2 separate regions of the Homo sapiens genome follow, and region 1 is linked to region 2. Evidence: read pairs that join two places in POLR2A ChIA-PET (ENCODE). Cell type or tissue: HepG2. All regions are shown on one strand.

The links. Peaks named below come from ENCODE experiments on the same cell type or tissue, not always from the same donor. Only the 100,000 strongest peaks of a DNase experiment are listed, where the experiment ranks them.
Region 1: POLR2A ChIA-PET joins it to region 2 with 5 read pairs; 3 of 35 experiments call an interaction of 5 or more read pairs at or near these places.

The regions. Positions count from the first base shown.
Region 1 is chr2:161,994,124-161,998,123 of GRCh38, forward strand. DPP4 (dipeptidyl peptidase 4) reads right to left here. Exons shown (of 26, transcript NM_001935.4): 24 at 1,177-1,249; 25 at 838-911. Among named protein-coding and RNA genes, the nearest start is that of DPP4, 78 kb to the right of the region's middle. In HepG2, no CTCF peak of the experiment used is centred here; a DNase peak (open chromatin) is centred at 1,708.
Region 2 is chr2:162,087,272-162,091,271 of GRCh38, forward strand. It overlaps the pseudogene EIF3EP2. Among named protein-coding and RNA genes, the nearest start is that of DPP4-DT, 14 kb to the left of the region's middle. In HepG2, no CTCF peak of the experiment used is centred here; a DNase peak (open chromatin) is centred at 2,120.

The DNA.
Region 1 (4,000 bases), 93 kb before region 2:
TTAAAAAAAGCTTAATTAAAGTAGCATTTGTCTTTTCTTTGAATAGTAGAAAAATAAACTTCAACCTCTTATAAAACACTGACCCAAAAGATAGCCAGTTTTTCTCAGTATCAAGTAACTGTCCCACTCCTGTGCATTGGGCACCATTTGAACTGAGCACAGAGCAAATCATGTGTGTTAGAGGACACATAAATACATATACATACATGCACACATTAAAAATACGTTTTCCTTCATCTGAAAATCTCTAATGCAGAAAATGAATTTGACATAATACGTAGAAATATCCTCTGCATAGACAACAACAGCTCTAGCCATTCCTGACTTTATAAAACAATCCTAATTGTTTATCGCCTGTGGTTATTCAACAAAAGATCACCTTGTAATTGCAAAAACTGAAGCATGCTGATTATTAAGATCCCACTGTTGTTAGAATAGCTAGTAATACATACCAGACAGAAATGGATTTTCATATTTGAGCTGAGCTATTATCATGCTGGTTTCACTTTAGAATTACTCTGCCACACATTTACTGAACAAGTGATTACTTTTGAATCAAAATAGGGAGAGACTGAACAATCACATGAACAGGAGAGCAGTGTCTTGATACTCCCAGCATATGCGATATTGTGCTTCTTAACCCCAAACTCGCTAATATTATTGAGCATTACTCTGTGCATGGCTGAAGGATACCACTCTTCTGACTTCACGTTGAAAAAAAAATTTTTAATGTTTTTATTCTGTCCTGTCTGTGGCACTGCTAAAAGAATTAGCCCAGAAAGAGGAAACTAGACCCCACCAGCAACTTCCCTCCCCTTGCACAAAGTTTTTCTATACCATTGCCTGGAAATCCACTCCAACATCGACCAGGGCTTTGGAGATCTGAGCTGACTGCTGAAAGTGAACGTTATCTGCAGGGAGAGAAAGGAAACATAAAGTAGCTAATAGCCACTCCAGTTTTCTGGTACCAAGGGGTGGGAAAGGCACAAGAAGAAAGGGACTGTTTGAAGTTCTAGGACTCAGCATCCCATTTAGCCCAAGACAAGTGACTTGTGGAAAGCAACACTGTTTTATTGAAGTAAATGTAACAGTCTTGCCCCTCATGCTTTTGTTTTGTCAGTAGTGAAATTGCAAACCTGTCTGTGATACTAAAAAGTCTAATTAACTGAAACTCACCATCTGCTGTTCCATGAATAAGGAGGTACTCAACTTGTTTAAAATTTTCAGCTCTGCTCATGACTGTTGAATTCTGGAATTGGGAGAAAGAATGTCATTATTCAAAAAAGGATCTGCCATAAACTGATTTTTCACTTCAGTTTACAAAATAAAATGTTTTCAGCTGGGGCCCCCTTTGATACAAAATATAGCAAACCGATATTCAAGCAAATGCTGTCTCCATGCATGGCAGAATGCACAGCATGCCCTGTGCCTGGGAGACAGGACTGGAAGGGAGGATGCCACATCTTCCCTGAACATGCAGGAAGAGGGCACCTGCCACCCAGCCTGCATGCAAAACCCCTTGAGTCCCAGATCCCAGATTGGCTGTGTCCTATGCATTAGCACAGGGCAGAGTCTCATATTAGTAATGTATGTTCCATGGGCTTCTGCTGTAGTTCAGCCAAAAAGTGTATTGCCATGGCAACCATGTGTCACATGGTGCCATACATGCTACATTTCAAAGAGCCTGTACATAGCATTTGCAACTAAACATACTCTGCAATATGTCATGTGAACTTTGGTCCACATTGCTGAGCTCTGAATGAAAAGCAAATATTACCTCTTTGGGAACAGATGTTAAAAACCTAGGCAAATGTAACATATGGGAGGGGAAGGGGGTAAAAAAGATCAAAAGTGGCCTTAGAAAATCAGTGGGTTGCTGTTGTCTGCCTCATTCTGTCTATTAGAGGAGATACTATTTGATCAAGTCATACCCAAATTAGCCAAGAAATAGGATAAAAAAAAAAATTGGGAAGTCAGCTTTTTGAGACTGCTATGTGGCCTGAGCCAGGGCTCCTAGAATGAGGGTCAGGAGTCTTGGATGAAAAAGCCATTTGAAATCATCTAAAGCTGGTCATCTAATCTGAATTTGAGGATATTTACCAAAGTTGGGATGAAGGTAAAAATGCCATAAAATACTGTAGTGCCTTTGGGAGGGGGTGAGCTAGAGTCTACTTTGATGGTCCTGTTATGTGTTGGGCAGGAAAGGGGCAGCAGCATCTCCATGGGTTTAAAAGCAGCCAGCTCGTCCTGCAGCATCTTGGTGAATCAAATTCAACTTTATGAAAGCCAAGGTTTATATTTCACAGATATCTCTGTAGCTCATATCAGCTTATATTTTTGATGGGAACCTTGGTGGTCTGGCAGGAAGGGGATGGGGCTAAAGTAACAGTGTTTGTATTCAAGTTCCAGTTTCAATATCAGTGAGCTATGCAACTGGAGGTATGCTGCTCCTTGAGCTTTGATTTCTATAAGATTGGAATAGAGTAGTCCCCGCTTATTGGCAGTTTTGCTTTCTATGGTTTCAGTTACCTTCAGTATAGTACAATAAGATATTTTGAGAGAGAGAGACTACACTCAATTAACTTTTATTACAGTTTATCATTATAATTGTTCTATTTTATTATTAGCTATTGTTAATCTCTTATGGTGCCTAATTTATAAACTTTATCATAGGTATGTATATATGTAGAGGAAAAAAACCATAATGTATAAAAGGCCTCGGTACTATCCACAGTTTCAGGCATCCACTGGGGGTCTTGGAATGTATTCACCTTAAACAAGGGTGGGCTACTGTAACTCCTCTTACTCCATCACAATAATAGGAACTAAGAGGCATAGCAAAAGCATTTTTAGGGGGTTAAATTTCTGATGCTGATGTGAGAATTCTTTAACAGTGTTTCTGGAAAAAAGACATTTTATCTACGACTTTCAGGACAGAGCCACCCAAAATGTTTCAGTCGAATGAATGTCCCAAGGTCATCCTGGCCTAGTAGGCTTAAAACAAATGCCCTTCCTCTTCTGTGCAGGCTGGTTCCCACTTGTTCTGACCATATTCCATTTCTCACCCAAATTGAAAATTTTACTCATGAACTCTCAGAATAAAAACCTGAGTGAGACTCCTTTTATTTTTGAGAAACTTTTTTTGTCTGGTAAGATGTCTCAGATAAATACATCTAAATATAAATCCATCTGTCCATCCATCCCAACATCACCATTTATCCCTCCGTTGATTTTTTTCATCTAGTCAATCAATATTTACTTATTATGTACTCCACTAAATGATAAGATCCATAAGAAAAAAGATTTGTCTATATTATGCATTACTCTTAACATCTAATAGAGTGCAAAATATTTATCAATTAAATGAGTAAATGAAATAAATGATCAAGCACTTGCAGTGTCCACTATATTTGGTACTAGTTTTGCAGAATCAAGTGTTATCAGCTGGAGTGGGCAAAATAAAATATGCTCATTCTGAAATGTATTGAGATATATTTTGCCCACTTTCTATCCATACACCATACCATTCATGATAATAGCTAACATTCAATTGAGCATTTACTCTGTGCCTGTCGCTGTGTTAAGCATCACATATAAATAAGGGTTTATAAAAGCACTGCTATATCAAATCCTTGCAATATTTGCGTAAAATAGGTCTAGAACAATTCTCCTTTCAAGATGGAGGCACCAAGACTCAGAAGGTGAGTAACCTGCACCCGGTCACAACTACAGCAAGTGTCAGAGCTGGACAAAGTCTGACAGCAAGCCCTTTTTACTTCCTACATTGCACTGCGTCTCCACTAAAATTCCAAGCTGCTTATGATGTGATCTTCTGGCAAAGAAACAGTGTGAAATAAAATGTTAATTAACTGTCCTGGAATTTGAAGTGCATAATAATAATGGGTATCCTTTGAGATCCTCCTAAGACCCATGCCGTCTCAGACTGCACTAATCAGAAGAGAGATTGCTCTGCACAGCCCTGGGTGATTTGGGAGGCATA
Region 2 (4,000 bases):
AGATTTGGTGAGAGTTACAAGTAATGCACTAGAAAATAGTGCTCCCAGGGCAACTGTAGATCCCAATTATCTTTTAGAACCTTAATCATCCTGTATCTGCACATATCTATATGTCCCATCTGATGATCATTAACATCAGCCAAAGATAAAGGCAAGTTTATAAATTGGGTGGAAAAAAGGATTGGGGGCCTGTTTTTGGCTGCATAGTTAACAGCCTTGTCTGCCCTATCATCTCCTTAAGATACACTATCAGTGTCCTTAGTGTGGGAGGGACAATGAACATTGGCCATTTTAGTAGGAAGATGAATAGCCTGTCATAAGGCAGCAAGTATATGTCCATTGGCAGTAGGCGCACCAGCATAGGTTAGCAGTCCACAGGGTGGCCAGGTTGTGCCAACAGCATGGCAGACTCTGAGAGCATATCTGGAGTCAGCGTGGATATTGGCCGTTTTTCCTTTTGCTGGTGTGCACATCCTTCACTTGTTCAGTAGTATGTGTTTATAAGATAGGGATTGGGGTCAGGGATGGAGTGGTGGGGCTGCACTGTAGTTGCCATGATTTAAGGAAAGAAGTAGCAAGGGCCAGTAGCAAGGACAAGAACAGGGCTGGAGGCAGGCCTCAAACTATACTAAAAAGAGACAGCTAATTTGCCAAGCCAGGGAACATTTACTTTTTCTTGAGGGGTGGATCACATAACCAGAAAACCATATGTAAGAGGACCTCTTAATTTTTATGTGTGCTGATTTGTGAATAACAATAATCAAGGAAAAAAGTTCATGCTTATTATTGGATTAGAGTGAAAAATATCTGTCATCCATTTCTTTTTTAAAAAATAGTGGTGAAATACACATAACACTTACCGTCTTAACCATTTTTCAGTGTAAAGTTTTTTTTAACCAGAGTAATCTAAAGCTTATAATGTAATTTTACTGAATTAAACATAGAACTTAAAATTATTCATCTAGGACTCCCCTTTTTCTTGGCAAGATGGCAGAGTATGACTTAACTACTCACATCATATCTCTTTTAAACTGGCATTTTGTTTCTGCTGCTTGAATTGCTCTTCATAAAGGAGATATAAGAGGGAAAACAATAAATACATGGGAAGTTGGGTCTTCCTAGTGACACCGCATAGTAGCTTTTGCTACAGTGTATGCAAATAATACCTTTATTCTGGTGAGATTCCTCATGCTTTGAGAGAAGAAATGACAATAGTTGTAGTCCCTCAAATAGAAAAAGAACCAATTGGAAGGATGTTTGGAGAACCAGAAATTACAAGGCAAATGCAGTCCAATGGGAATGGTCAGATACTGTTTGGCTTCTCGGCTGAAAAATATAATTTTGGGTGGAAGTATTTACATAGGTTCTGCAGGCTGTTTCTCAGGGTTTCTTTCTTTCTTTTTTTTTTTTTTTTAATTTATTCTCTACACTAACCTCCCTGACCCAAGCATTTTTCAAACTTTTTTCTCCTACTCATCCTCCATGAAATTTTAATACCACAGATATACTATATTGTATTTATGTTTATGCACTATCTGGAATATATATATATATATATATTCTGTGCTTCACTTGTAGGGAGAGTGATGCTTTTGCCCTCAATAACCAATTTTCATTCCTTGGGGGCAATATTGCCCTTATTCAGAATGCATGCTCTGGAGACACACGCACTTCCAGCATGAACGTGTCAGTGACTCAGGATCAGCTGAGTATCACTGCTCTTTTAGAGTGCTGCTTCCAGCACATGATAGAAATACCGAGTTCATTCTGGGAAAGCTCATCTCTGAAATCTTTTTTTTTTTTTTTTTTTTTGAGACGGAGTCTCACTCTGTTGCCTAGGCTGGAGTGCAGTGGTGTGATCTTGGCTGACTGCAATCTCCACCTCTCAGGTTCAAGTGATTCTTTGCCTCAGCTTCCCGAGTAGCTGGGATTACAGGCATCTGCCACCACACCCAGCTAGTTTTTGTATATTTAGTACAGATAGGGTTTCACCATGTTGACCAGGCTGGTCTCGAATTCTTGACCTTAAGTGATCTGCCTGCCCTGGCCTCCCAAAGTGCTGGGATTACAGGCATGAGCCACCATACCCAGTCTCATCTCTGAAATCTTAATGCTGAGAGACTGAATATGCAAACAGTCAGTGACCAGACTGTACCTGACAATTGGACTCTGCCCCACAACCTCTGCTGCAATCAGCCCAGAATAGTCAGGATTGTAAACTTTGCTTCTAACTCAGGACCAGAAAAAGATTTCTATCCTCCCCACACCAATCTCGTCAGATGTCCTGCTTTTAATTAGCCTACCTCCTGTTTCTTATGCCAACAGGCTTTGATCAGAGCACACCTGAAGCCTTTCCTGTTTTCTCTATAAATCTTTCCCCCTGCCCTTCCTGCCTTCGAATCTCTGCTAAGTGATGGTGACTGACTCCCTTGCTACAGTAAACCTTGAAAAAATAATCCTGTTTGTTCTCATTTGGGTGGTTTTCATTTATTTCCACAATGCGAAATGGGGATGCAGCCATGGACGATCTTACACATTTAAGACACCATTGATAATAATTGTTCCACTCCGGTGTTTTGGCAACAAACATGTCTCATTCATCGGTCTCTGTTGTTTTCAACCACCCCTACAGCTGTGTTACCATTATTTATCTCACCTTTTTCAGCCACACTATTTTAATAATTCAGATGATGTGTCTCTGCTATTTGACTACAGTAGCCATAATAGTCAAAGATGCTCGGAAATGCAGGAAGATGGTAAAAGACCTAGCCAATGTCTTTCAAAAGAAATCCTACACATAAAAACCCTGTTACTGAGCTGGTTGAAAGCTTTTACTTTGATGGGGACCAGAAAAAACACCCATGCTCCAATGTCTACTTTTTGAGGATTTCATTAGAAATATTTGTATATTTATATTTAAGACTCTCTGATATATCCACCGGAGTATTAGCATTAGTATGTTGGCAGATACACTAAAAGTGATCTCAGGAGAAGCTGAAGGATGACTCATACTTATTGAGAAGTTACTAAACCAGGAAATGTCCTGGGAATATCAATTTGAACAAATAAGGAACATCTCCAGGATTACAGTTTACAAACCAGTTTACAGTTGTTAATCCACCTGAGCTTTCTAGCCAAACAACACAAGACTAAGTCTGAGATAATTAGGCTTTACTGCCCCCAACCCCAACCCCATGTAAGCATTTTCCAGAGGAAGCTGAGGGAGGAGATTAGAATTCCTGGAGGCTAATCCACTGGGCTATGGATCTGATGTTCAGAGTGTAGTGGTCCTCCTGGCTCCATGCTGTAAGTGCCCTGTTTCCCTCCTAGGCCTTGTCACCTCTTTTTCAATGTCTCTTCTATGCCAAGAATCCCCTTCTGTAGTATTTCCTTCCAAACAGTCCCCCTCCAAAGGCCCAACCTCTTCCTCCCTTTCTCTGCTATCAAATTTCATCTATTCTAACCTATTTCATTTTTTTAAGATTCCATATATAAGTGACAGCATGCAATATATAGAGATAGAGACTAAAACAGTGGTGACCAGGTTTGGGGATGGGGAGAAAATAGGGAGATGCAGGTCAAAGGACATAAAGTAGCAAATGTAGGGTGAACAAGTTGAAAGATTTAATATACAACCTGAGGCCGCTAGTTAATACTGGTGTATTGCATTCAGGATTTTTGCTGAAGGATTAAATATAGCTGCTTTTGCCATGATGGGGACTGGTAACTATGTAAGATGAAAGGATATGTTAATTTGTTCTGCTAGAGTAACCATTTCACTATATGTATGTATCTCATAATATATTGTATACCTTTTATATACATAAAATTTATTAAGAAAGAAAACCTTCGTCTATTCTGATATACAGACTTGATGGAGGTTGATAGGATTGACATATGCATTTTATCAGGACTTTTGAGGCTGAGAAGCCCTTCCCGATTCTCAAAAGTTTTCCCAAACGTGTGCCCTGCTCCCATCTCCTTCACTGCCTTGAGCATA